Regions from separate parts of the Homo sapiens genome. Here all the other regions are linked to region 1. The links are chromatin contacts, found by Hi-C or POLR2A ChIA-PET in ENCODE. All regions are on one chromosome and are shown on one strand. Each heading gives the region's core, a stretch centred on a gene start or an enhancer-like site at or near the end of the contact. The rest is flanking DNA. Distances are from core to core; before and after follow the strand shown.

What was found. A loop is a pair of places that touch in the nucleus more often than their neighbours do. ChIA-PET counts read pairs that join two places held with the same protein, here RNA polymerase II (POLR2A). Pooled maps may share reads with other maps.
Region 2: a map of ovary shows a loop between it and region 1 (5-fold over the local background). The contact joins the promoter of ETFBKMT here to the promoter of PKP2 in region 1. A Hi-C loop is called at or near these places in 1 of 168 maps with a recorded cell type or tissue (ovary), 4 of 37 single-sample maps with no recorded cell type and 5 of 50 pooled maps.
Region 3: a map of Caco-2 shows a loop between it and region 1 (7-fold over the local background). The contact joins the promoter of LINC02387 here to the promoter of PKP2 in region 1. A Hi-C loop is called at or near these places in 1 of 168 maps with a recorded cell type or tissue (Caco-2). POLR2A ChIA-PET finds 5 or more read pairs at or near these places in 1 of 52 experiments (OCI-LY7).

What each region holds. Positions count from the first base shown.
Region 1 is chr12:32,895,503-32,898,202 of GRCh38, forward strand. PKP2 (plakophilin 2) reads right to left here and starts at 1,275. Exons shown (of 13, transcript NM_001005242.3): 1 at 1,007-1,275. The coding sequence starts at 1,229. RefSeq lists silencers at 1,274-1,383, 1,584-1,683.
Region 2 is chr12:31,658,286-31,660,985 of GRCh38, forward strand. It overlaps ETFBKMT (electron transfer flavoprotein subunit beta lysine methyltransferase), which reads left to right and starts at 1,403. Exons shown (of 4, transcript NM_001135863.2): 1 at 1,403-1,504. RefSeq lists a silencer at 761-1,070 and enhancers at 772-1,273, 1,191-1,350.
Region 3 is chr12:31,367,852-31,370,551 of GRCh38, forward strand. It overlaps LINC02387 (long intergenic non-protein coding RNA 2387), which reads right to left and starts at 1,450. Exons shown (of 2, transcript NR_146469.1): 1 at 898-1,450. RefSeq lists an enhancer at 2,491-2,700.

The DNA.
Region 1 (2,700 bases), core at 25-2,524:
CAGATATTCCAACTTAATTGCTCAATTTCTTTCCTCTTCTTTTTGCTATAAGCCAACATAGTGCTTTTATAATGCAAACTCACATACACAGCAACAAGAAGTAAAACAAGGGTCACTGAGTTGATCCCATCACCTGACTTCAGCAGGGGAGAAAAGGATACATCATGATCTCTAATTTTCACAAGTGGCTTGCCATCTTCTTTCCCTTCCACCTCCCCCGTCTATCAATCATGAACATAGTGTGCATGTGTGTGCTTACACCCCTTTCACCTTCGGGTTTAATTTTTTGGAGGGATCAGACTTGCATCACGCCCGCACTGGTGGGGGTAGGAAGCGCAGCTAGGCGGGCACGGCTGTTGCCGGCAGGGCCAAAGTCCCCTACCTCCTCCTCGGCGTGTTTGTTCCCTGGACCAAAGCCTCCTAACTACTTTTCTTCACTCCCTAGATCCACCACTCGCCTCCCACACAGGGTGGAGCGCCCCGAAGTACTTGCATAAGACAGCACAATCCCAATTTATAGGTTGTAGGAGCGCCAGTGCTGTCGGTTTTTTTCCCCAAGATATTTATGGGGGTCATTAATTATTTAACAAATCTAATAAAATTGAAGGGCTCCTTCTCCCAGAAAAAGATCGTACACACCAAAAATTCTGCATAGCATCTCAAGGTGTTTATAGACTCCCTGAACCTTCAAATTAAGTCCGCACCAGTGAGGGGCGCGGACCGGCGGAGTAGAAAAAGAAAGGGGTGAAATCTTGAAGTGAGTTAGTTAACATTGATAGATATGTACAATATTTAATATACATAGGTACCTATATGACAAAGCTGAGTAATAGGTTATGGAAAAGAGTGCTTTCCACAAGCAAGTCGGTCATACCGAAGACGGCGAGCAACAGGTGGGCAGAACACGGGGTCCCGCACTCCCAGCACGCGGGGTGAGGGCGGGATAGGAGGAGGTGACCGGGTGTGGGGCAGGGGGCGGCGCCGGGGAGCGGCGGGCTCCACTCACCGTTGCCCACGGAGCTGCGGCCCTTCCGGGCGAGGGTCTGCTGCACCTGCTCCTGGATCCGCAGGCTCTTGACTGTCTGGCCGCCGCGGCCGCTGCTCCCCGCCAGCTTCAGCTTGGCCTCGGAGGGCAGCGCCAGGCTGGAGCTGTCCAGTTGTCCCAGGATCTGCTGGCCCAGGACGGTCCGGATGTAGCCGTACTCAGCTGGGGCGCCGGGGGCTGCCATGGGGCCGGTGGGGGCGACCGAGCTGCTCGCCTGCCTCTGGACTCGCGGGCGAAGCCGCCACGGAGCTGGGGGCGCTGGCGCGAGCCCCGCCCCGCTCGAGTCCGGCCCCGCCCCTGGCCCGCCCCCCGCGCCGGTGAGAGGCCCGGGCCGGGGGGGAGCTCGGCCTCGTGGGCCGGACGCCCGGCCTTCCCTGAGGAGGGGGCGCGGCTCCGGCCGGGCACGCGCAGTCGGGCCCGGGGGCGGGGGCGGGGGCGGGCCGGACCCGCTGAGCGCGCGGACACCTGGAGACTTGTACCCGCCCGCGGGGAGGTGGGGAGAGGGGCGCGGTTCGCCTGGGGTCGCGCACGTTGTCGGAGTCCCAGCGGATACCGCCTGCCGGGGCCGCGCCCCGCTCTGCCCACGCCCCGCGCTGGACAGGATGGATTTCCGCTCGATGCAGGGAGGGGCTGCCCTGCAGGCAGGTGAGCCCTCGAGAGTCACTCCTGTTCTTGGACTGAGGCTTGCCTCCGGGATCCCCGAGCGAGTAGTATGTCTGGTTAGTCAGGCTTTGTCGCACTGTTGGAAACGTTTCCTGGTTTTCCTGGACCTGAGGGTGAGAAAGGGCTATTTGGTCAGGCGGAAAGGGCAATATGAGGGAAATGTGCCAAGAAGATAACGTGTGAAATAAAAGACTTTCTAAAGAGAGTGTTTTTTTTCTTAGTACAACGTCAGGACTATGTACTTTTTGCACAGATGCAGTCCCAGAAACATATGTTCTTCCTCATTGAGAGCTTCTGTTTTCTCTTGGATACACAAATTGTACCCAGTACTCTTGCTAACCCATTCCTCTCTTACGAACACACCCACACAGAGAAACTCCAACAAGAGGCTCTAGAGAAGAAATGAATTTTAATAGACGATGCTTTTTAAATAGCCCTGCTAACGTTGATTAAGTCCTCTTTATTACAGGCTCTTTGTAGAGAGATCCACGGAGAGGGCCTCCAACTTTCAATCGAATCTTCCACAACTTGTATTTATCGTGCTATTAATTATGTTTCACCGCAGTTGACTACTGAGAACTTGAGAGCTAAGCTCAACAGAAAGGATCCTTGACCTTAAAGTTTACAACCAAAGCCACTTGTCCTGATTTGCCTCTTTGGACTTAAGAGGCAGAAAGAAAAACATGTATCCCTGGTATTAAGATAATATTCCCTTTGATTGCTTGGGTTTGTATGTTCACTTTCCCTCAAATCACTCAATTGCTGCAAAACCCCACTTACTCAAGTCTGAAGTGTTTGGAGAACGCAGCTTCCCTCGTCTTTGTTTTCCTACCCACACCCTTCTGCCTTTAGACACACACTGAATGCTTAGACACACAATGCACAGGTATATGGCCTCCCTTTTTACATGAGCGTCCAGGGAGTGAAGAGGAAACCAAAGGACTGAAAGCGTGGACAACAGAGTAGTGACAGTTCCGCCACCCTTTGTCAGC
Region 2 (2,700 bases), core at 153-2,652, 1.2 Mb before region 1:
AATTAAGAAAAAAGCAGCTCATAAGTGGATGAATGCAGTTCATAAACACATTATATCAGTTATTACACAGGAAATCTAAGGCAGAATACTGTGAAATGCAAGGTGTATAGCTTATCAACAAGAATGTAGCAAATACACCATTCAACTAAGAAAGAAATGATAAGGCTGCATCTGGGGCTGTTGACTGGAAGCACAAAGTTTCCTTTCCTTGTAGTAGTTCCTAAAGATTCCAGTTTACATGGAAAGACAGAAAGCTGTCACACCCATGGCAGGAGCGCAGAACCCAAGCGACAAATTCTAATTTTGAACAGGCAGGTGCCAGTGCATTTCTCAAACTGCAAACTAAAATGCAGAAACACGATTTTCCTGTTTCTTAGTTTTGGACCGTTTTCCCCCCTCTAGCACGCCAGAGCAGGTTTTAATTGTTGTCAGGTCAGATGGTGAGTTAACTTTGAGTGTTGAGTTGAGGGGCCAGTGGGATGTGGGTCCAGTTGAAAGGTGGATATATGTAGATCCAGACTCGAGTGATATAGGCTGCAAATAAATTGCTAGTGAATTTATGAATTATTAGAAAAGAAAGGACATTCATTATGATTTAATCGCAGTTGAATGTAGGCAGCACAGAGGGCTTATACTGTGTCTTTTTTTTTTTTTTTTTTTAAATATACGGTGTCTATTTTGCTCACCACTCTATGCCCGGTGCCTGGAAGTGCGACTGGCACATAGTAGGTGTTGCATAGTTTCAGAATGAACTTTTTAGGAATCAAAATTCTACAAACATTGCACACAGATTTAACGTTCCCTTATTTTCCAGGTGAGGTCAGGGCGCCCTTTGGTTTCGCGCTTCTGTCCCTTTAAGAAAGTGGAGGAGAAAGAAAGCGCTGCTGGGAAAAAGGGCGGGGCCGCGAGGGGCCGCCGTCCGTCCCGCCCCCTGCCGGGCCGCGGCGCTCTGCTAGAGCGTGGCTCAGTTTTGGTAGCGGGACCCCGGAAATGTAAAGCATGAGCGGGAACAGTCGCCAGGGCGAGTGACAGGCGAGCCCTATGCTTTACTTCCGAGGGCGGTGTCAGCAAAGCTAGGTAAGGAGACAGGGAGGACGGTGCCTGCCCCTTTAAGATCGACTCCACCCCGCCTCTGGAGGAAAATGACGCCGCCGTCTACCCGTTGTGGAACGTAACTCTTTTCATCCCATCAGCTCTCCTTCTCATTAAGAGAAATACCAAGTGGTCACCACAGTCACATACTTCATAACCCATGCCTCATCGGTGCTGGGACGGGAGAGGGAAGCGCCGATCTAAATGACATGGGGTCCAAATCCCAAATAATCTCTATTTGCTCTGCGTTACCTTTAAACTTAGGCTGCGTTGTGTGATTCAAGTGACAGCCTAGTACTGCTTAACAATTAGTCTAGTGGGATACCAGGCCCTGAGAGACCCCTACGATCCCAGGACACTGATGTGGGGTAACTAACACCCACTGGAAGTCTACGCTGAGTTCACAGGCTATGTATGACCTGACATGCATTTTGACCTGCCCTGTGTTTTGATATTTGAATGAGTTGCTGATGTTTACAAGCCGAAGCTGGCCGGGCGTGGTGGCTCGCGCCTGTAATCCCAGCACTTTGGGAGGTCGAGGCAGGAGGATCGCTTCAGGTCAGGAGTTCCAGACCAGTCTGGCCAACATGGCGAAACCTCGTCTCTACTAAAAAAAAAAAAAAAAAAAAAAATACAAAAATTAGCCGGGCGTGGTGGCACGCCCCTGTAATCCCAGGACTCGGGAGGCTGAGGTAGGAGAATCGCTTGAACCTGGGAGTCGGAGGTTGCAGTGAGCCGAGATCACGCCACTGCACTCCAGCCTGGGCAACAGAGACTCTGTCTCAAAAAAAAAAAAAAAAAAAAAAAAAAAGGTGGAAGCTAATGTGTCAATATCTAGATTTTTTTGATGATTTTGAGAAATCGGAGGATCTGGCAGCATGTCCTGCCTAGCCTTTTTGAACTGTTTGAAAACAGTCTCCAGCTTGCCACAGCCCCTCTGTTATTTTACAGCCAGCCTGCATCACTCATTTATGATGTCCAGCCCCTTGTGGGGATTTGGATTTTTGACCCCTAAATACTTTAGTGGATTTAAGACCATTTAAAACATTTATGCAGAAGAGATCCGAGGTCCCCAAACAACTGGGTGTATAAGTTGTGTTTAAGTTGTTCCTCATTCTCATTTATTCTAATCCGGGTGTTTTTCTATATATATATATTTTTAAACAAATCTTAGTGATCAATTGCACAGGTGTTTTTCTGTTGGAGCAAATCTTTTCAGTTTAGGCTTGGTAAAATCGAACCATCAGATACTTTTACAGAAAGAGATTTAGGAGTTGATGTTCTTTTATTACAATTAAATGCATACAGTATTTTTAAAGGAAAAAACCTGAATCTTGATTGCATTGTTTTATGATACAACAATCTTTAATGAAATAGAGTAGTCAATATAATTTGTATTAATATATCTCTGCCCACAGACAATTATAAATTCATTAACCCCCAGAACTCTTGGCTAGACTTCATAAAGGCAAAAACTGTGTTTGCCCTGTTAACTGCTTTATCCCACCACTAGAATATAAGCTTCCTGAAGACAGAAGACTTCTGTTATTTTGTTCACAGTTACCAAGCATGCCTACTTTGTTAAATTTATGAAAGAACTTTAAAGGT
Region 3 (2,700 bases), core at 200-2,699, 1.5 Mb before region 1:
GGAAAATTGCTTGAACCCGGGAGGCGGAGGTTGCAGTGAGCTGAGATCGCACCACTGCACTCTAGCCTGGGTGACAGAGCGAGACTCCATCTCAAAAACAAAACAAAACAGAAAACAAGAGCAAAACTCCGTCTCAAAAAAAAAAAAAGAAATACTCATTTTTCTTTGACTTTAAGCCCTTTTAGAATAAATAAAGCGGTACAAAATATTCATAGATTACTAAACTGTTAGAAGCCAATTGTTAAATTTAAGACTTTAATAGGGAACTTAAAGCAATCAAGAAAATAAACTCTCCACAAAGTTTTAAAAAACAACTATAAAATACATCCTGTAGGCCGGGTACAGTGGCTCAATCCCAGCACTTTGGGAGACCGAGGCAGGCGGATCACCTGAGGTCAGGAGTTCGAGACCAGCTTGACCAATATGGAGAAATCCCTTCTCTACTAAAAATACAAAATTAGCCAGGTGTGGTGGCGCATGCCTGTAATCCCAGCTACTCGGGAAGCTGAGGCAGGAGAATCACTTGAACCCAGGAGATGGAGGTTGCGGTGAGCTGAGATTGTACCACTGCATTCCAGCCTGGGCAACAAGAGCGAAATTCTGTCTCAAAAAAAAAAAAAAAAAATCCTGTAGGTTTGTTATCAAGAAAATGCTGATGACTATAATTAGGATTATAAATTTAGTTGAGAGTGAGAGCTAGATTAGTAAATAAAATTGTCTATAAACATTTGTAAATCAGTCATCCTCCTGGGTACGGTTTGTAAAAGAACCCAGTGCTTAAGTGAAGAGCAGGGACAGCTCCTGGCTCTGGATGGGGGAGAAGTCTTCCTTGTTTCATAGTCAAGGAAAGCTCCCAGCTGACCATCACCCTCTTCTCTTGGAAAACGCCACACCTACCTTCTTGCCATTCCTAGAGCGATTTTCCAGCCTGAGTGGTATGACTGCTTCCATTTCCTCGCCACTCTTGTTTGTCCCTGGCAGTTCACTTTGATTCTCAAAAGTCCATTAAAACCCCTTCCAGGTCCTCCGGGATCCCTGGCCATGTAAGCTCTGCCACCAACAGCAGCCTTTCTAGTACAAAGTCTCTAGAGCTTTCCACAGCCTCTGGCTTGGTCTCTCCCTCTCCAGGCTGGCCACAGGCCCCCAGGGACCTATCTGCCATCTCTTGGAAATATCTTTCTAAATTCCCCACTCCCCCTCCTGCCTTTCCACGACTTTGAGTTGCAATAGTTTGCCCAGTTCCCCTTTTCCTTGTAGTCTTTAAAGATAAGTCCACAGGTTTTTCATTTGTTTATAAGATTTACTCTCCATCAGGAAATGAAAATAAACATAGGGAAGCTGATAAGTCACAGCTCCCCACCCCCAGCCGTTGTTCCGGGGAAGCCTCTCTAGCAAGGCTCAGATGTTTCCATCTTAAGGTTAAATCACACCAAACAATAGAAGCCCTTTGGTTTCACCTCAGTGGGCGGGATGTGCCTCCTTTCATGGATCTCCTGCCCCACACAGGATTTCTCTGGACTCCTTAGAGTGTTTCTTCAAAACTAGTTCAATCTCGATCTAATTAGTCCCCAAAGAGATGCAAACCAAACGAGATGCGATTTTTGTTCTATTAGGAGGGCACAAAAATAAAAAATAAAAATTAAGCCTGATAATAGCCTGTTTGGGCCAGCTTGCTGGGAAGCGGACTCATTTTTATACTGCTGGAGGGGTTCGGAATCAAGAATCTTAAATATGTGCATCCCCTTCAATCCAGTAATCCCACTTCTAGGAAAATATCCTGAGGAGATAATCAAGATGTGCAGTCAAGAATTTATGAACAAAAGATACTCACTGCAGAGCCATAATTGAGAAGAACTGGAAAGGACTTAACATGCCTCCCAGGTGGGGCTTGGCTCTGCAAATCCTCATCTGACTCTATGATGGAATGGGATGCATCCGGTCATGCAGTCATCCGTGCGACAAATAGTTCTTCAGTACCTACTCTGCGTTAGGTAAACAATGCAGAGTATTGTTAACTTGGCTGGGTAAACAGGTAAGTTCTCAGCCCCCCTGGAAAATCCATGATCTCCTAAAGTAAAGCAATTTAAAATTGTTCACATTATTTGTGTGTGAGTGTGAGGGGGCGCTTTATCACCCTCCACCTCTCATCCCCCCACCACAAGCAGTTGCCAAATTCAAATAATTTTTCCTTCAATGCCTCTCCCGTGTGACCGCTCCTTTTCTTTCAAAAGTAAATCCTATGTCTGGGAGGTAACCCGATCACCGCGGAAAGAACGCCGACATGGAAATCTTAGGATTGGTTTCTCGTTCCAGGAAGTTGCGCTACTTTGGGCAAATCACGTCACCTCTGGGACTGTTTCTAATCAGAATAAAGAAAGGGCTGGACCAATCTTTCAGATCCTTTGAATCCAATCATTTTTGGCCTTATGACGGAACCGTCTGTAGATGAGGGCATCTGAATCCTAGTTAAAGGGAAGGGACGGTGAAGCCCTTGAAGATCTGGGGCATATTTCCTGAACACCAAAACGGGAAAGGGCTGTCTAGAGTGAAAGTATAAGACAGACAGGCCCTGTTCCAGGAAGCTCCCTGCACTCTGCTCTTCTCCTCAAGCCGACCCCAAACTCACAGCCAGCTTTAGCAAGCAGGCCCGTCATCCTTCCAGGTGCTATGTAATATTAAGAAGCAGCAGCTAACAATTAT